Linked DNA regions of Mus musculus: regions 2, 3 and 4 are each linked to region 1. Evidence: chromatin loops called from intact Hi-C (ENCODE). Cell type or tissue: heart. All regions are shown on one strand.

Region 1 (5,000 bases):
CAAGGCCAGCCCCGCCTTCCAGGCTTGCATGGGTGCTTGTCCTCTGGTGACCCGGTGGGCGCTATGTCGTGCCCAGCCGGCCGAGGGTTGAAGAGACGCTGAAAGACAAGCGGGATCCGAAGGGACTCGGCGGTTTCCTGGGCTAATCTAGGGACTGGGGTCAGGCCTCTCATTTGTTTTTTCCTTGTGACCTGAGAGAGGGTAGGACAGCAAAGCTCGATTTAAGTTGAGAGGGCGGTAAGTAGATGGAGCTTCAGACTCCAGGTCCTGGAGACACTACCAGATGGTAGCGGATCCCCTCTGTCTTCAGGCTCCGCCCCCTAACATAATAACATCCTTCTAATCCCTGACATGTGTGCAGAGCCTGAGTTGATGTCATTTTCAGCCTACAAATATTGAGGGTCTTAAGCCCCACTTCACGGAAGAGGAAACTGAGACTCAGAGAGACGTAGTTTACTGGAGATCTCAGCCAATTAGAATCACACTCACTAAGTGGTAGATTCCTTAGCTGAAGTATAAGCTACATGCTTACATACATCTACTGAGGACCCTATCTTGGGTTCAGCACCAACCACAATTTGATGGGATGCTTCAGTCTTCATGATCCTGGACATTTTCCCAGGAGGTCTCTGAAAATTGGGTCTCTTACAAGGCCCTGACCTCCTCTGCCTTCTTTCTACTTCAAAACCCAATAAATGGCCGTCTCCCAGCTGTTTTGACCACAGAAAGGTGAGTCACTAGTTGCCTGCCTCCAGGTGTCTCCAGGGCAGATGTTGTTGAGAGGGAGTTGGGAGTTCCCTCTGTGGGCCTCCCATCAGAGCTGTCAGCTGGGAGAACCAGACCCTTCCCTGGCATTAGTGATGCAGAGCTTATGCTGTTTCCTGAGGCTGCTTCCAGAGTGACAGAAGGATGTCTCTTACTTTCCAAGTAAGTAGATCTGGAGTCCTTCCCAGGTTGAGGGTCGCTCAAGAATGGCCTGGGCTAGGGTTGGCTTAGGCCTCCAGTGCTATTCTAGGCACAGCCTCTGTAGTATTAAGGGAATGGTTCTTCCTGGAGCAGAGCCAGGAATCTGAGAACCAGGAAGCCAGCAGGCTAGGAAAGAAAACCCAGGAGGCTCTCCTAGTGGTCAAAGGAGGGGGGCAGTCATAGCTGGCTGGTTGCTACCATCTCTCCTGGCTGTCACTCACTTCTGTATGATCTCCACCAGGGAGCTTCTCACTTGACATGTCAACAGTTGAAAAGGCTCATTGCAGGGACTGGTGCACAGTGTGAACCCTGGGAAATGCATGCAAAAGTTTGATGCCAGGGACCAGAGATCTACAGGGACCAGAGACCAGGGCCTGTGTCTGATTTCCCTGTTTCCTGTGTATTATATTTTTGGATATTACCTGTTGAGGTTTTTCTGATTGTATGTATTCTGCATTGCCACACCACCACTAAGCTATAGCTTTATTGGGTAGATTCATGTTCCCAATTTGATATCACCATCCCTAAAACAGGAGACTTGTTGTCTTGGTCCAGGGAAGGAGGCTTGGGTTTGAAGGCTTGGATCTTGGTCCAAAGCTTGTGTTTATCCTCAAGGGATCCCTGGATCTGACAGCTTCCTTCTTCCACTGTCTATCACTGACATGTGGTCTCACTGGACAGGATTCTTTCTCTTGGCTAGTGATGCTGAGTTTGAACAAGAGTCTAGGGGAAAGGGGAGTTAGAGTAGTGGGGCAGACCTGTAGGCACAGGTCCTCCTCATCTGAGGGTTGCCCAATCTCATGGTAAGATTGTAGAACTGAGCCGGGCGTGGTGGCACTCGCCTTTAATCCCAGCACTCGGGAGGCAGAGGCAGGCGGATTTCTGAATTCGAGGCCAGCCTGGTCTACAAAGTGAGTTCCAGGACAGCCAGGGCTACACAGAGAAACCCTGTCTCGAAAAACCCAAAAAAAAAAAAAAAAAAAAAAAGATTGTAGAACTGTAGTGATTACGGATGCTATTAGGTTCAAATACTACCTGTGTCTTTCACTAGCTGTGAGACTTTAGGTAGTTATCTTATTTCGCTGGGCCTTTTAAAAAAATTAATTAATTAAATGTATGTGAGTACACTGTTGTTGTCTTCAGCCACACCAGAAGAGAGCATCCGATCCCATCACAGCTGGTTGTGAGCCACCATGTGGTTGCTGGGAATTGAACTCAGGACCTCTGGAAGAACAGTCGGTGCTCTTGACTACTGAACCATCTCTCCAGCTCTCTGGGCTTTGTTTTATTTATCTCTCTATCAGAAAAAATTTTTTCTCTTCCTCCCACTCCTTTTCAGTCCCTTTGACAGGATCTTATGTAGCCAGGAACTATTTTTTTTTTTTTTTTTTTTTTTTTTAGGTAGGGCCCCATGTAGTTCAGACTGGCCTTTAACTCACTATGTAGCCTAAGCAGGACTTGGACTCTGATCCCCCTGCCTCTACCTTCTAAGTGCTAGGATAATAGACAGGAGGTCTTCATGTCTTTGAACTCTTGTCCTCTTGCCTCTAGCCCCTAAGTCCTAAGATTCCAGGCTTGCCCTTTCACACACTGTGAGGATATAAGGAAAAATGGACCAGGTTTCTTAGTATAGTGTTGTATGTTACTGACACAGGAATATTAATTATGATGATGGTAATAAGAACAATTTTTTTCCCTTAATGGAAAATTCCTATTTACTCCTCAAAGCCCAGGTTGGCTGTTATCTTCCTCTAGAGACTTACCCTGGCAAAGCTTGGTCATATATATCACTTCTTCCATATCCCCAAAGCACCCTGTCATAACACCAAGTTTATTAGCTTATTGAATGTTTACTGTGTGCTCAGGCACTGTTCTAAACATGTCATTAAGTGTTTCCTCATTTAAGTCTTATTACGATTGTCATTTGACAGATGAGAAAACAAAGACCCAGCACCTTTCTAAGTGCATACAGGAACACCCACTGAATGCAGAAAAGCACACACACCAAGAGCTTCTCTGCTATTACTGCTCTGGCAGCTAGGGGCTATAGCCTTGTCTCCAGCTACCAACTGAAGGGCTGACTTTAGTTCGTGCTTCTACTAATGTCTTTCTATGCTTCTCAGGGCTTTAAACTGCCATAGGGCGCCCCCTTGAGGTTGCTTCACCCGCTGACCATGTTCCAGCGCTTCACCAGCCTTTTCTTCAACACCCCTGCGCCTCCTGAAGACTCCAACTGTCCGGGGGCCTTTGTCTCTGAGGAGGATGAAGTGGATGGCTGGCTCATCATCGACCTACAGGGTGAGGCTTGAGTCAGGATCCAGCACTCTTGATTCCCTAGTCTATGAGCATAATGAGGACAGGAGGTGTTGCAATATAGAGGGGAAGAGGGCTATTTGGATGTTGGAGTCCCCCTAGGCCTACTGGAAAAATTAAAGTAGAAGCCGTGAGCCCAGAGGTGAGGTAACACAGACCCTTCTCTTGAAAGCTCTGGCTCCTGCCATTTGTTGGGGCACACACCTGGGACACCTAGGGCGGTGGGCTAAGGATCCTGGCCTTCAGGTGCTCTCTGGGCACGATGGATAGAGGTGCAGGTCTGACTAACGATGCCCTTTCTCTCCCCATCCCATGTGTCTGGCATATGTGTGTGTGTGTATGTGTGTCCCACCCTGCTGCTCCCTCTCCTCTGCATGGCTTCCCATTCCCACACCCTATAGACAGCTATACAGCTCCTCCCGACCCCGGGGCCTCGCCTGCTCCTGCAGGCCGCCCTCCACCCGCGCCCTCCTTGATGGATGAGAGCTGGTTTGTTACCCCTCCCGCCTGTTTTACTGCAGAGGGGCCCGGCCTTGGGCCTGCCCGCCTCCAGAGCAATCCGCTGGAGGACCTCCTCATTGAGCATCCCAGCATGTCCGTTTATGTCACCGGCAGCACCATAGTGCTGGAGTCTGGGCCACCTTCCCCTCACCCTGAAGCTGCCTTGCCTGATCAGGACCTCAGCGATGGGTGAGTGGGTTGAGGGTGGAGACTGGAGGCTAGGGTCTAGGAGACTAGCAGGGGCGTGTCCTTGGGATAAAGGGCTGAAGGAAAAGAGGCGTGGTCTTGTGGCTAAGGTGGGGCTTGGGAGAGCCCTGGCTCAGAGGATTGGGAGGGACCAGCCTGATCTGCCAGACAGAATCAGAGTAGGACTTGTATTGGGGGGTCAGGGTTTTTTCCCTGTTCTGCCTAGTTACCTGTGCCAGGTGCTTAATCACAACTCTAATTGTGATTAAAGGAAGAATTTGTACCCCTCAGTGGTCTGCCCCGCAGAAATAGGGTGTGGGATGCCAACCCTGATCTCTTCCCTCTCTGACAGAGTTGTACTCTGTTTCTGCAGAGAGCTGGCGCCTGCCCTCCGGGAACCCAGGGCCTTGCACCACGCAGCTGCTCCTATGCCCGCTCGAGCTGTGCTGCTGGAGAAGGCTGGCCAGGTGCGGAGGCTGCAGAGAGCCCGACAGCGGGCTGAGCGCCACACATTGAGTGCTAAAGTGTTGCAACGGCAGAATCGCGCCCGGGAGAGCCGTTCGCGCCGGCCCAAGCACCAGGGCAGCTTTATTTACCAGCCGTGCCAGCGCCAGTTCAACTACTGAGCGCCCCTGCTGCACCGCGAATCCCTCGCCGACTCCTGGTCCCATCCGCCTCCTCTGCAGCAGCCAGTGTGCTGCTCGAGGGTGTTGGGGGGTCCACCCGCCTCCATCTGGATACTACAACCTCCCTCCTTCCTAAGTTTTGAGGTGGGGTGATGGCCCTCTACTTCCCTGTTTATAGTCTAACTCACCTATTAACCTCTCTCATCCTGGGTCATCCTCCCTCCTTTCTCAGTGTCTGATTCTCCACCCTCACACTCCCCACACCCACTCTCCCATGCTTCTTTTTAGGACCTCTATTCTTGTCTCTCGCCCCTTCACCTTTTCCCTCTTAGCCCACCCGATTCCTAAGACCCTGACTTGGCACCTTCTCCGCTTCAGCTCCTACTTTCCAAGACTTACTCTTCTGTT
Region 2 (5,000 bases), 180 kb before region 1:
GCTATAGGTTTCAGGAGCACCAAACTGAATGCAGAAGAGAAAGAGACCAGAATCACTGGTCCTAGCAGGCTGGTTCTAATGTAACCTCAGTCATTAACATAAAGGACCAGGGAGGAGGACTTGGAGATTGACTGATCATTTATACCCATGGCTTGATGTCAGGTTCCTTGGCCCATTCTCAGCCCAGCCTGTACACATTATTATTATTATTATTATTATTATTATCATCATCATCATCATCATCCTCATCATCCTCTTCCTCCTCTTCTTCCTTCTTGATTTATTTTATGTACGTGAGTACACTGTATCTGTCTTCAGACACACCAGAAGAGGGCATCAGATCCCGTTACAGATGGTTGTGAGCCACCACGTGGTTGCTGGGAATTAAACTTAGGACCTTTTGGGAGAGCAGTCAGTGCTCTTAACTGCTGAGCCATCGTCCCAGCACACCCTTACACATTTCTCATTGTCTCTCATGATTACTCTCTTGTCACTGAGTTGTCGGTGTCTTTTGAAGCTTTTGTTTTGTTTTGTTTTTGACTATATATAACTCGCAGGTAGCTATAGTGACAAGATGCAAACCATGATTAAACAAGCCCTTTATCTTTTTGCTCTTACAACTGAAAAACTTTTGCAGACACGTTTATGTTCTAAAACATTTACAACTCTCATCTTAGTTTTGGCATCCACCAAATAGATGGGCAGTTATAATAGAGGAGAAAATATGATTGCTTAAAGGTAATTAGTCTAATATCAAAATAAGATGTAATTTAAAGTTTAACAACATATTTTCTTCATAGGTGCTGGATAAAACTGCTTTAAATGGTGTTTTTAATTAGCATAGTACAGCTATTTATGGTGTAAAGTTCAGAAGAAAAAAGTCCCTTTACATTATCACTTGTTAAAGAGAATTGTTCAAACTAATGGTAGCCTAGTGACGCCTCTCAGGTGTGTAGCTGAGTGCTCAGCTTATGGTACTTATAGGGTATTTATCATAACCATGCACAGCAGTCAAAGCCATTGGGCTTTTTGTTACACCTGGATGCTGGCTGTTTGAGTAGCCTGTGAACTCCTGAAAGTGGTGAATCTGTTTCTGTTTCCTAGGGAACTGAGAGAACTTAATCCTCTTTGGGTACTTAAGTGTTAACAGTTTATTCTTATCACTTGATAAAGTACAGGTATTATATCAAACTATCCCTCTCCAGGCCCCTGTAGTGTTTTCCTAAGGGGACATAAATAGTTTTACTGTGGGTGAAACAAATTGACTTATGTACTATAGCTCTGTAATGCTACTGTCCTTCATATCTGAACACAACACTGTTACCACCCAGTGTGGGAAGCAAAGTAGTAGTTTTCTATATAATGTATAGATTCCCACTGTGTATGTTTCCATAGATAAGTGAGTTCTCTCTGTAGCCACTGTTAGTCAGTTAGCTTTTTATGTATATTTTTTGACCGAAACAAAAACCAAACCTAATCAGCACTACTGCTCTTGCCTACCTGACTGGTAATCTCTGATCTGCCTAGAGTTTTCTACCCTACACAATTGCTAGAACGATTTCATAAGTTTCATATAGAGGGGTATAAAGTATATAAAAATATAGATGCTTAGAGTAAATGTATGAAACTTTGCTATCATATTTCTTTATATGCAACGTGAGCTAACTGGGAGCACTGTTTCACATGGACCTAAGTCACCTACAGTGGAGCAAGTGGGAGGTGGTGGTGATGTCTCCACGGCTGCAGTCACAGCTCTCTCTGCTTTGTTGTTTTGTAGATCATGAGCTTCAGCCCGCAAGACCTGAGAAGACGTTTGTGGGTGATTTTCCCAGGAGAAGAAGGTTTAGATTATGGAGGTGTAGCAAGGTAGTGATATATGAATACTCAGAACTTAGTTCCTTTCCTCCAAAGGTATCATTACACTTTGTTCGCAGTATTTTCTCAATATTATGTTTCAGGAAAGTGAAATTAGGAAATTATTATAGTTTTATAATGCTGGAACTACAAAATTCCAGCAAACATTAACTTGGCACCTATTTCCTAAAACCTGTTAAGTCCATTACACCTGCATTACTCACTTGGTCCTCAGAATAACCACGTGGTAGAGAATCTTACAGATGACGAAGTTCAGAGAGTCACTCAGTGCAAATGCAACGTTTTCATTTTCTCACCAGTAACTAGTGTCAGCCAGCCAGCTCCTGTCTGCTCCATGGATTACCTAAAGCCCTGTAGTGACCAAGTCATTTCTTCCTAGCTAGTGTCCTGCTAGTTAGCGGTACCCAGGATTAACTTAGCGTTGAGAATAGAGTGCTATGAAAAAGAGAGTTGAAGATCTCTGTTCTGCTTCATTCATTTTGGACTATTTGTTCAAACTAGACATCCTTGAGCAAGATATAGCTTTGCTTATTGCGTGACAGGATTACATCAGTTTAAAATTTTAAACTAGGGCCACAGATGGCTCAGTGGGTAAAAGTGGTTTCCATACAATCCTGACAACTTTAGTGTAGTTCCCAAAACCTACAGAAGGAAAGAAACCAATTTCCAAAGTGAAATGTGCACGTAACCTCCATATGCACACTGTGGCCTTTGTGTGCCATGACCTGCACATACCTATGTGCACCTGTACCTGTACACACTCACATTTAGCCTTGCTACAATGATAATAAATAAAAATACAAGGAAAACCAAGTATTTTAAAAATGAATAGGTAATAAAAGTTAAAGCTGGGTATGGTGGCACATGACCTATCCCAACCAACACTGGGGAGGTAGAGGTAGGAGGGTCAGTTCAAGGCTTCGGCTACCGAGGGCATCTGAGGCCAGCCTGGACTATATCAGATCCTTTCTTCAATAAAATAGTAAATTGCCAAGTAGTAACAGTGTGGAAGGGCAAGAATTTTGAAGGAAAGACTGAATTTGAATATTTTATTCTTTTGAGCAAATATCTATCTGTAGAATTATTAGGAAGAGTAGAAATACTTAGTTTGGGTTTTGTGTTTTAAACTTCTTTAGATTTATCTACATTATTTTACGTGAATGATTATTTTGCCTGCATGTATGTGTATGCCTTATGCCCTTGAAGGCCACAAGAGGGTGCTGGTTCTCTGTGAGCCACCATGGGGGTGCAGAGAGCAAACTCAGGTCCTTCCAACAAGTGCTATTGACCGTGAGCTATCTTTCCAGCCTCTGAGGGTTGGTTTGGCTTTTTTAATATTTATTTTTGTTTATATATATATATGTTTTGCCTGTGTGTATGTATATGCACCACATGTGTGCATGGTGCTGTGGAACCAAAAGATCTTGGATCTTCTGGGACTGGAGTTATAAATAGTTGTGAGCCACCATGTGGGTGCTAGGAAACTGAGCCCAGGTCCTCTGAGCAGCCTGTGCTGTTAGCCACTGACCCATTTCTCTAGCTTCTAAAATACTGTCTGTCTGTCTGTCAAGACAGTGTCTCTCTGCATAGCCCTGGGTATCCTGGAACAAATTATATAGACCTGGCTACCCTTGAACTCACAGAGATCTTCTAGCTTCTGCCTAAGTACTGGGAATAAAGGTATATACCACCACGCCTGGCTGAAATACTGTTTATTAATGAGTTAGTTCAGAAACGGAGTATTTGTGTGCTTACTAACTGCTGAGTACATCTCACCAGTTACTAGGTTTTTGTTTTTGTTCTTAAATCTTATGTAAGGTTTTACTTGTAAGGGAGAGGTGGTGGTACACACCTATAATCCCAGCACTCAGGAGGCAGAGGCAGGCAAAGCTCTGAGTTCAAGGCCAGCCTGGTATAAAATGAGTTCCTGCACAGCCAGGGCTGCACAGAGAAACCCTGTCTGGAAAACAACAACAACAACAACAAAGGGTTTGTTGTTTGTAATTATGTGTGTGTTGGGGTGGAGGGTGGTTATGCAGTGCTAAGAGTTTAGAAGATGGCATCAGATCTCTTGGATAAGAATTAAAGGCAATTGTAAGCTGCGAGCACAAACACATGCACATGCAGGAAGACAGACAGACCACAGATAAAATAAGCTTCCAGGGCATTTTTCTAATAATCGAGTGGCTGGAGTAAGTGCTTCCTCTGTGACAATGAGATGTCTGGCATAGTGGCTGTCCTTAAGTACACTATGGATCTTAATTGAAGGTAGAATAGTAGTTGCCATTCAACCCCTCTAATTACCTGGCCCAGTAGTGAATTTTAAACTTGCCTGTGTATAAAATTCTATCCACTCAAACCATTTTCACATTTTAATATTTCTAAAATTAGGGTGCATATTATGATTATGAATAGAAGAATTTTAGTGGGCAATCAAATAAGGGTCTTTAAAACTAATGATATATTAGACTATTTGAAATTTAAGAATATATAAATATCCTACGTAACACAATGTGAGTTTGAACAGAACCAAGAAAACTCAACAAGCAATTAGAAAACCATCTTAGTTGATGTGAGCAGGTTCCTGACAGCTCTGTAACACTGCTCTGTGATTTGTTGACATGGTTACCTACAAAATTTTTCATCCTAAGTTTTCTTTTGATTTCAGAGAATGGTTCTTTCTTTTGTCACATGAAGTGTTGAACCCAATGTATTGCCTGTTTGAATATGCAGGGAAGGATAACTACTGCCTGCAGATAAACCCCGCTTCTTACATCAATCCAGACCACCTGAAATACTTTCGTTTTATTGGCAGATTTATTGCCATGGTAAGTACAAGTACAAAACTGTGTTTACTAATTCAGCAGTACTAAATTTTTGTGTAAGTATTATAACAGATCGTGTGACAAATTTTTCTCCTTATTTTATTTACTTATCTGTTTGAGTGTTTTGCCAGCCTGTATATCTGTGCACCATGTGTGTGCCTGGTGTCTGTGGAGCTTGGAGGAAGATGTGACATCCTCTGGGTCTGGAGGTTTAGACAGTAGTGATCCTGTGTGGGTACTGAGAATGAACCAGGATCTTCTGCAAGAATAGCCAGTTAACTCTTAACTACTGTGCCACTG
Region 3 (5,000 bases), 300 kb before region 1:
TCTGGTAACTACTGACAAGATAGCAAACTCACCCTTTGACCCCACACTTGTAGGACACCAAAGACGTACACACGTGTGAGTGGTGACGTTAAAAGCCAAAGGCTAAAAAAAAGATCTGCATGCCCTTCAGTAGAAGGCTTGTTACATAATTATATGATCCCCAGCGAGGAATAGCAAAATGGCTCTGTTTTTTAAGTTTATTGTGTGTGCATGTAACACATCAGTGAATCTCTCCTCCCACAGTGTGGGTCCTAGGGACCTAGGGATTGAACTCAGAGCATTAGGCTTGGTAGCAAGCACCGTTACCCACTGAGTCATCTTACAGAGACAGCCAATTTATTAACATCAAGCACATTTCAGGGTGTGATACATGAGGAAATAGAAAACAAAGTGTAGAATAATAAGTCCTATGATGCTGTTTGTTTAAAAGAAAAGGGAACAGCAGGGCCTGGTGTCACACACCTGTAATCCCAGCACTTGGCAGGTGAAGGCAGGAGGATCGGGAGTTCAAGGTCACCCTCAGGTATATAACAAACTTGAGGCCAGCCTGGGCTACATGATAGTCTCTTGATTGTGAGGAGGGGTGGAGAAGAAACAGGCAGACAGACAGGGCTTTTCCTATATATACATATGTACCAGGCTGGCTACAAGAGACTACTAATGGGCTGGAGAGATGGCTCAGCGGTTAAGAGCACTGACTGCTCTTACGAAGGTCCTGAGTTCAATTCCCAGCAACTACATGGTAGGTCACAACCATCTGCAATGATATCTTTTTAAAAAAATGAGAGAAAGGTTGCTAGCAATGCCAGGGAGGAGGTGGGACATAGACTCCAATGAAAAACACAGTGACAAATGGCCAAGCTCCAGTGATGCCTGTCAAGCCACTGGGCACCCTGGCCCCTCCACTTGCCCTTTGTACCTCCATTCCTGTGTGCTTTTGCACATTGAGGTCCCTGTGCCAGGGGTGGGGCTAGCAGGATCCTGGCTATTGGCTGAGGGGTGTTCTAGGCTGTCCATTCCGAAGCATCCTCACTTGCCTTCCCATGGCCTGGCCTCTCACTGTGGATTCATTGGTGACAAAACAGAGGAATGGGGTCCAAGTGTTGAGTACGCCTACTTCAGGAGATGGGACTGGACTCTGCCGATCTGAGATGACCCCTCCCAACACTGTTCTATCCCTGTCCAGGTACCTTCATCCCATCCTCCTCTTCAGGCCCCCTCCTATGTGTAAATGTTCTTTGAGTCTGCTTTGAGGCCTCTACTGGCAATGTAGACATCTTCAGTCCTTGAAATAGGACTCTCCATCCTACCTCAGCCTTCCTCTTTCCAGATTGCTGTAGGTGAGTGGCAAGGGTTCCAGGAGCTGCCTTTACAGAGCCAGCCACACATCACTGCCCTTCCATATCCCTACACACTCAGCCACTGGGAAACAAGTTTCCTCATCACCCAAGTGTCCTCTCTGAGCTTCAGCCTGTCTGTCTATAAAATGGGTGTAGATGTAATGGCATGTACAGGGTAAATAAACTTTCACTATATCAAACTTGTCCAATGATGTGTTTGTCGCATTAGCAGAGAAGTCAGAAATGTGTCTAGCTTTGCCAAATGTTCTATCCTTGATGTCCACTTCAGCTTCTGACACAGTGTTTGTGAAATGACAGGTCTTGCCTGCTCCAGCCTCTCAGCTTCAGCACGTGGTCTTGATTGTTTCTAGAGTTAGGAATTCCCTGATCTGAGTCTTTTTCTGGAGCAGAGAGGGAGACAAAGAGGGGGAAGAGGATGGAAGGAGAGGGGAAGGGAGGGAAGGGGGAGGGGAGAAGAGAGAATGGGTGGGGAGAAGAAAGTGGGAGGGAAGAGAGGAGAGGAGAGGTTGAAAAGGGGTCTCCTGTTGTCCAGGCTAGCCTCCAACTTGGTAGGTAGCTGAAGGTGACCTTCACCTCTTCTACAGACCCCTGGGTTCTGGCACTAATAGGCTCATCCAGGATCTACAGCATTCAGATGGTCATAGACGGCTCCACCTCTTCCTCTTCACTTCTTCAAGGACGACCCTGCCCAGGTATGCACTGAGCATTTATAACAAGGAGCTTGGCCCAGTCTGATGATCAGGGTTAGAGTGGGCCTAGAGGGAAGAAAAAAACAAGAAAGCAGGCGGCTGTTAGTTGGGAAGACTTAAAAGTGTCAGCCTCCCTGCCTTCTGCCCCTGGCCAGGGTCTCTAGGAAGGAGGAGCCCAGTCCTAAGGGCAACCTTGTACCTCTGAGGTTAGCCTTAGCCAGGCTGGAGTCGCCTTTCGCTGACTCTGCCAGGCGGGGGCACCCTGCACCCAGCTTTGACTTCAGCCCGAGGTACACTCTGAGCTGAGTTGTATGGCCGGCTCTTCCTGTGAAACAAATGGAGCCTGAAAGAAGGAGGATGGCACTTCCTTATGAGTGATCTTTTAACTTATGAAGGGTTAGCCCAGAGTCAGCCACTGGTTGTGGCACTAGTTACTGAGATACTCATGTCACTGTGTACATCTTTGCTTCACTTTTTTTTTGAGACAGGATCACACTGTGTAGCCCAGCTGTCCTGGAACTGGCTATGGTGTAAAACATGCTGACCTCAAACTCAACAAAGATTTACCTGCCCTCACCTACCTGTCTCTGCCTTTGCTTCCCACATGCTGAGATTAAAGGCAAATACCACCAGATTCCACCATTCTCCACCATTCTAAATGCTTTAATCTGTTTATAAAGTGGATGAGTATTCATACCCATTTACAGATTAAAAACTGAGGCCCACTGTGGCAATTTGTTCATAGTTAGGAACCACCCACAAAACCGGGCATGGTGACATTCACCTTTCATCCCAGCACTCAGAGGGCAGACAGAGACAGGCGAATCTCTGAGTTCCAGGCCAGCCTGGTCTACAGAGTGAATTCTAGGATAGCCAGGGCTACACAGAGAAACCCTGTCTTTAAAAACCAAAATAAATAAATTGTTAAAAAAAATAAAGGAGGCACCCATGCTACTTGACCCCGGAATCCCAGCCACCAGCCCGCTCATCACCCTATTCTCACACCACACACTTCTTTTTTATTTGTTTGTTTTGTTCTGTTTTTCGAGACAGGGTTTCTCTGTATAGCCCTGGCTGTCCTGGAACTCACTCTGTAGACCAGGCTGGCCTTGATCTCAGAAATCTGCCTGCCTCTGCCTCCCGAGTGCTGGGATTAAAGGTGTGCGCCACCACGCCTGGCTTTACACACTTCTTATTGGAAATTGTCAGATGCAAAGATACAAAGACAAAGTCCCTGGTCCCTGAAGCTCCATTAAGCAAACACATGTTTTCACACACAAAAACCAAATACTCATATAAAACTACCTTGCTCACCCATAAACAAGGTTAGGCAAGGATCAGCCTTTACAACAAGCCTATTTGGTTTGCTTTGTTTTGATATGGTTGTGTGTGGTCCGTGTATATGTGTGTGGTGTATGTGTCTGTGCGGCTCTCTGTGTGTGTCCAGTGCCCACATGAAGAGGTCGAAAGGAGATGTTGAGTGTCCTTCTCTATCACTCTCTGCCTTATTGCTTTCATACAGGGTCTTGATGGAATCCCTTCACCCCCTTGTCTGCCTTGGCTGGCTAGCAAACCCTAACCATCCTCTCCACGTTTGCCACTTCCTCTGTAGTTGCTTCTGATTCTCATACATGTATACATGTGTGAGAATACATACATGTGTGTATGCAATCTACACCTATGGTTGATGCTGGCAACCATCATCTCTGCATACTTAAGACTCATATGAGTACCCCAATGCCTCTTTTATTCAATGCCACCAGAGAAAGAACTGATCTGCCGAAGAAATTTCTAGTGAGACTGGCTCTAAAGACCATATAGTTTTGTAGGGTTGGCACATTTTCATAAAAATATATTGTGCACGCCTCCAGCCTCCTTAAGTCCAATAGCTCAAGAGGCTCTGAACTCCTTCAGACCAGAAACAAAGCCTTGGGACACCTTATCACAGCATCCAAGAAAGCCTGGCGAGGACAGCTACCTGTAAGGCTTGTAGAGAGTAGTGGATGGTTACACACAGTTGGGCAGAGGCTATAACATTGAGGTCATAGCTAACTGCTTCTTGACGTTTGGACATAGTTGTCAACTTTTGAAAATTATGGGAACTCAAATGGGGAGTCCAGATTTCCAGCTTCTTCAAAAAAAAAAATTAGATACCTAGGAACTGGGTCTGTGGTGTCCTATAATGGTGGTGGGCAGACAAGACACTACAAAACAAAAACCTTTGATGCTATATAAAGTCTGCAGGCCAACATCAGCCCCACTCTTTTTATGCCAACATGCTCCCTCACCAACGTTCTCTCTGCGGCCTGGGATCATTCTGATGAACGCAGGTTGGCACTCTCATTTGCATAGTGCCAAAGGAGCTCTTTGCCCCTGGACTTGATGTTCCCACATTGCAGAACTTTCTGTGTTGGTAATGATTTGCCTGTCTTCTTGGCTTCCACTCTCTGTTTCCTGCTCCCTTCCTGATAAAGGTGAGCCTGCCCAATCAAGTGTCAAGGTAAGACAAACTAGGAGAGACCGTAAGAGGAATCACTGCTGTTGCCAATTTCCAGAAACTAGGATGATTTCTAGACTTATTCTGGAAATACAGGCAGGGATGGCGTTATAAGCTAAATCATGGCCCCCTAACTAAAAGATGCTTCTAGTGTTTGTAAAGGTGGCCTTACCAGGAAAAAGAACCTAAATTCAATTTCAAATGTATAAATGAAGTTGTATAAACTCTATTAGTGGGACTGAAGAGATGGCTCAGCGGTTAGGAGCACTGATTGCTCTTTTGGAGGTCCTGAGTTCAAGTCCCAGCAACCACATGGTGACTCATAACCATCTCTAATGAGATCTGATGCCCTCTTCTGATGTGTCTGAAGACAGCTGCAGTGTACTTACATATAATAAATAAATAAACAAATCTTTAAAAAAATTAACAATTGGTTATTGATATGACCAGCCA
Region 4 (5,000 bases), 160 kb before region 1:
ATTAGGTTTTTTATTTGTTTAAGGTAGGGTCTCATGGTAGCCCAGGTCAATCTCAAACTTAGGATCCTTTTGCCCCATCCTTAATATTCTGAGTTTATTGGCAAGATGTGGACCACTATGCTCAGTTTTGGAGATTTTTTAAAAATGAGCTGGGGAGATGGCTCTTACGTGACTCACCCCCACCTACAACTCTACTCTAGCCTCAAAGGGCACCACACAAATGTGGCATGTAATCAACACAGACAAACAGATCCACAAAGTAGATTTTCTATTACACTTGTACATGTGGAGAGCTGTGAGGGAGTTCCTTCATTTGCACCACATGGGTCCCAGGGATTTAACTTGGGTCATCTGACCTGCTGAGCCAGCTAAGAATAGAACTGACTTTGCACTCATGTTGTACACGTATGTTTTAATTGACCAGCTCTTCACAAACATGCTGACAAAGAGGGAACAAAACTCATAAGTTTATCTTCCTTTATGACTAATCTTTTTTCTTCTCTGGTTGAGCATTCACCTAGCTCTTGTCCTAAAAGTATCTTTAGGACAGACTCATGGCTACCTTATAAAGACAGTATTGCACAAGTGTGAAGATGCTGTTCAAACAGGGGGGGTGGCATAAAGCCTGTAATTCCAGTGCTTAGAAGTAAAAAGGCAACAGGGCTAGAAGTCCAAGATCACACTCAACTATATAGTGAGTATGAGGGCAGCCTGGGCTATAGCATACAAAAACCAGACCCTGCTAAAAACATCTTACAGCTAGGCTGGAGAAATTCACAGCTAAGAATAGAACAGAAAACTCTAGAAGAAACAAAGTATTAGATGAGAGTTGTTTTTATTTTAGTTTATTTATATGGATTTTTTTGGAGACAGAATCTTACTATATATAGACCAGGCTGGCCTAAAATGCACAGAGGTTGTCCATCTGCCTCTGTCTCTTGAGTGCTGGGATTAAAGGCTTGCATCACCACAGCTGGACTATCATTTCTTATTCTAACATGATATACCTAAAACCGCCTTCAAAATCTGAAGTGTTTCATGTATGGCCATTTACAGTAAGATTGCTGACCACTGGTCTACAGTGGGTAGTTGGGACATCATGAGAAGACTGGCATTTCCTGAGGGTCTGCTAAGCACCTGCATGGTGCTGTGTGCTTGTTTCTAAGTCTACTACAGGGGTGGGTATTGCTCTCCCAGTTGACCAGAGAAGACACTGGCATGAATCTTGGAAAGGTAAAAGGCAGTTGCTTGAAGGCTGCGTGATTCAAGGGCACATCATCAGACCTCTGAGGTGCAGCTGTGGGGCACTGCCTGTGTGCATCTTTGTATCTTTCCTTTTCTCAAGCCAACAATTCTTTCTTTCAGTTTTAACCGCCTGGACCTCCCACCTTACAAGAGCTATGAGCAACTGAAGGAAAAGCTGTTATTTGCCATTGAAGAAACTGAAGGATTTGGACAAGAGTAATTGTTTAGACCTTAAGCCACCAGAGGCCAGGGACTTGTCTGCAGTGTCTGTCCCCTTCCTTCTCTGCCTGTTGCACATCTTATTGTAAACTTGGACTGTGACTAGAGAGTTACCTGAGAGTAAGTAAATTAATGTTATCGTTGAGATCTTCCAGTCATTCTGGATTTCTACTCAACGTTTCCAGAAAGCAGATCTACAAACTGTAGTCAGAAACTTAACATGAGATTTAACACAGCGAGGAAATTTCCCTCGTCTTATTCCACTAGATTGTTCCCTTAACAACAGTTTGCTGTATGTCCGAAGTCTCACTTGGGCATAGGTCTCTTAGTGGGTATTGTAAAGGATTCTGCAGGGACATCTCGGAAACGCAATACACAAGGTCTTCCTGTAAAGCCTCGCTCAGAGGTGCAAGCTTAACTCAGTGTCTGGGCACATGAGCAGCTGCTGCTTGTGCTCTCCGCTCGTCCCAGCCTGGCCTGACTGTTGTTTTTCATTCCTGGAGCATGAATCAGTGCACCATTCTGATGCTATTCCTGGAAGTGATGCAGGACTTGCATTTTTCTACAAAGTAGTTTTGTCTATTTGAATTCAGGGAAAACTTGGTCCCCGCCAACATATGACCATACCTCTCTTCATTCAGTTTGTAATTGTTCTATTGCCTTGCAAATACTAAACTTTACAAACAGTATCAGCACTGTGGTTCCTTCACGTTTTTAGAAATTAACCTAGAATTAAAATAAGTTCAGATGAATTCATCTAAGATCATTCTTGATTTTTTTAAATCCTACACATAAATTGAAGCTTTATGGTGTTGAAGTAATCCAACACCTTAGTTACATTTCATTTTTGCTAAACTATTCAAGTTGCAACCATTTCCTAACACAAATGGAGGTCAGTGGTGCAGACTCTGCAGTCACAACAGCGTCCAGCAGCCACACAGCTGCGCTGTCTTCACACTCCACTCCTGACACAGGAGCAGCCGTGTCTACCCTCTTACATGGTCCTGATCTACAATATTTTTCTCTCCCCTAAAAATTGTAGATTTCCCTTTTCTTTCCATGACTCCTTTATCTTAGGCTGCTCCTTTAGTAACTGATGAATGCACTTTGACCTTCTCTGTAGGTCATTTACCTTGGCTTAGCATTAGACTGTGAGGATGGTTGCTGCCCAGACTTTATGGGCAGCAAGATGAAACCTCAGCCAGGTGAGTCCCTATTGTAGCCAAATCCCAAAATTAGCCTTATTTCTCTAATGGGGACCTTGAAATGTGTTGGTGGCATAGCATAAAGCCAAGAACACCAAGTGTGACAAACCCCTGTCCCATAGGAAAGAAAGTGTTTCTGTGTCCCTAGCTGCTCATCCTGTTCTCATCCTGGGACAGTTTGAACTCGTGCAGCTGTGCTCCTTAACACTGCCATCCTCAGCAGAGACGTGACAGACGGGTTGCCTCATGAAGAAGTGATCAGTGAAGGGAGAGCTCGGCTCCTCCCCAGCCCTCTTTTTACCCTTATACCACAAGAAATACATGTCATCTCTAGAAGCCCTAGTTCTTTCCAAAGTAGGAAATCTCTGCCTTTTTGTTGGTAGGGTTAAAAAAAAATGTATATGCTAATTGCTTTGTCTTACAGAGCGAATGTCTGCCAACTATCCATTCACTACATAGGCCTGAACTTTGGTAATAAATGGCTATAAATATTAAGCCTTCTACAAAGACTTCCTATTGAATCCAATTCTTGTACTAAAACATAGTTATCTACCATATTCACTAGAGATTTATGAGATTAAATTAAGAGATAATGTAAGAAAATAGACTTTGTTGATTCTGCATAATGCTTCATGATTCATTTAGGGACCTAGAAATATTATGTGAAAATGTATAAATATCATCCAAAAGGCTTTCTGCCCTATATTTTTAAAATACAGAAGTTATATTTGAAGTAGTCCTGGCCCTAGTTCTATAGGGCTTGGCTATTTAATATTTTTATGGAAGAAACGTTTAGTTCTGGAAAAGGTAAATGCTTGTATATATTTTTGCAGCCCTGGAGTCTCCCAACTCCATTTCTTCCTTTAATTTAATTGATCACATGTATATGTCTTCCCTGCTGTGTTAGAAAAACGGGGGCTGGATATCCCAGGAGTCAGAGCGTATATAAGACAATGCACCTAAACAGCAGGCACATTGACCAGATGCTCTCAAATTTTGGTCCAAAATGAGTATTTGGGAATAGATTTATTGTGAATGTTTAATTAGCGATTTTCCTTAAATCTGGATGGACTAAGTTGCTTTTAAGACCTTTTTCTCTGTAAGCATCGTAAATGCTAATCAACCTGTTAAGTTTTTTTTTTTCTTACTGCATGTTACATTGAAATAAAAACAGAGTAAAATGAGCATTTGCCTTTTCGTCTGCTCTTTTGGTGGGTTCCACAAGGGTCCAGATGGAAGAGCTCGGGGCTCTCGTCCAATGGAGTGATAGAGCTGACAGTTGTGAACTCCTTCGCCTTCTACCATCTTCATGTGCAGAATTCAGTTTCCTAAGACTTAGAGTAACTGTTAAAATTGGGGTGCAGCCAGGCGTGGTGGCGCACGCCTTTAATCCCAGCACTCGGGAGGCAGAGGCAGGTGGATTTCTGAGTTCGAGGCCAGCCTGGTCTACAAAGTGAGTTCCAGGACAGCCAGGACTATACAGAGAAACCCTTGTCTTGGGAGGAAAAAATTGGGGTGCTGACTCCTCACCCAGGGGTTGGCTTATCTGCCCACAGAGCTCTCACCCAGCCCTCTCTGCCACGTTTTACTTATCTGGTTAAATTACTTGACATGTTATCAGGGTAATATTTTTGCCTGTTTGGGATCTAAATTTCTTTAAGATTCACTAATTCTTTGCAGTACTGTTGGTATTTCCAGCTACCATCAACCCTTCCTGTTTTTCCTTTAGACTTACTGCATGTTACTGCATGTAAGGGCTTTCAAATGTTTGTCTGTCAGTGTTTTCATTAAGTAAGCCAGGGAATGGGACCCTGTCTGTCCCTGTGCTGACCTAGCCTCCCTTTGCTCTCTCAGACTGTGATTTAAAATGCTCAGGTGACCACACATCATAGCAAGCCAGGTTTCTAAAGTCCTTCAGGAGGTTGTAAGACTAGTTACAATTTTTTGAGTCCTTCATTTTGCATACTTTTATGTTTTGTTTTGTTTTAAGGAAAACAGTGTATATCACTTGCATGTGACATCTTTTATAGTGGCTTGTCAGCAGCCTGTTTGGCTGTGAGGTTGTAGGGAAGTGCAGAGCTGCTACTCAGGGGCAGCTGGATGAGGCTAACTGCAGGGCCTCCGTTGGAATTGCCTTTCTCATACAACAAAAACTGGTCTGTGAGGTTTAGACTGGGGAGATGATTCAGTCAGTAAAATGCCTGCCACACAAGCATTGTGACATAAATTTGGGTTTACTGTACACATGTAACAGCCTAGTACAGTGACTGGCCAGCACTGGCAGAGAGAGCAGATTCCTGAAGCCCTCTGGCCAGATAGGCAGCATAGCTG

The links. A loop is a pair of places that touch in the nucleus more often than their neighbours do. Peaks named below come from ENCODE experiments on the same cell type or tissue, not always from the same donor. Only the 100,000 strongest peaks of a DNase experiment are listed, where the experiment ranks them.
Region 2: it touches region 1 in a loop (2.5-fold over the local background); 6 of 42 quality-filtered maps call a loop at or near these places.
Region 3: a loop joins it to region 1, with 3 times the contacts of the local background. A loop is called at or near these places in 10 of 42 quality-filtered maps.
Region 4: it touches region 1 in a loop (2.6-fold over the local background); 13 of 42 quality-filtered maps call a loop at or near these places.

What each region holds. Positions count from the first base shown.
Region 1 is chr2:155,382,201-155,387,200 of GRCm38, forward strand. Trp53inp2 (transformation related protein 53 inducible nuclear protein 2) reads left to right here. Exons shown (of 4, transcript NM_178111.3): 2 at 3,090-3,264; 3 at 3,681-3,969; 4 at 4,340-5,000. The coding sequence starts at 3,141. The coding sequence ends at 4,592. Among named protein-coding and RNA genes, the nearest start is that of Trp53inp2, 2.8 kb to the left of the region's middle. In heart, CTCF peaks have their summits at 1,126 and 3,104 (motif pointing left); DNase peaks (open chromatin) are centred at 1,071, 3,121, 3,731, 4,041 and 1 weaker place; H3K4me3 peaks cover 1,744 bases; H3K27ac peaks cover 1,334 bases.
Region 2 is chr2:155,204,516-155,209,515 of GRCm38, forward strand. It overlaps Itch (itchy, E3 ubiquitin protein ligase), which reads left to right. Exons shown (of 25, transcript NM_008395.3): 17 at 1,778-1,866; 18 at 4,544-4,703. Among named protein-coding and RNA genes, the nearest start is that of Gm52565, 29 kb to the right of the region's middle. In heart, a CTCF peak has its summit at 3,081 (motif pointing right); no DNase peak of the experiment used is centred here.
Region 3 is chr2:155,080,289-155,085,288 of GRCm38, forward strand. Gm45609 (a long non-coding RNA gene) reads left to right here. Exons shown (of 3, transcript XR_001783519.2): 1 at 1-1,186; 2 at 1,946-2,053. Among named protein-coding and RNA genes, the nearest start is that of Gm45609, 8.3 kb to the left of the region's middle. In heart, a CTCF peak has its summit at 2,280 (motif pointing right); a DNase peak (open chromatin) is centred at 2,303.
Region 4 is chr2:155,223,002-155,228,001 of GRCm38, forward strand. It overlaps Itch (itchy, E3 ubiquitin protein ligase), which reads left to right. Exons shown (of 25, transcript NM_008395.3): 25 at 1,366-3,854. The coding sequence ends at 1,465. Among named protein-coding and RNA genes, the nearest start is that of Gm52565, 11 kb to the right of the region's middle. In heart, a CTCF peak has its summit at 2,391; a DNase peak (open chromatin) is centred at 1,940.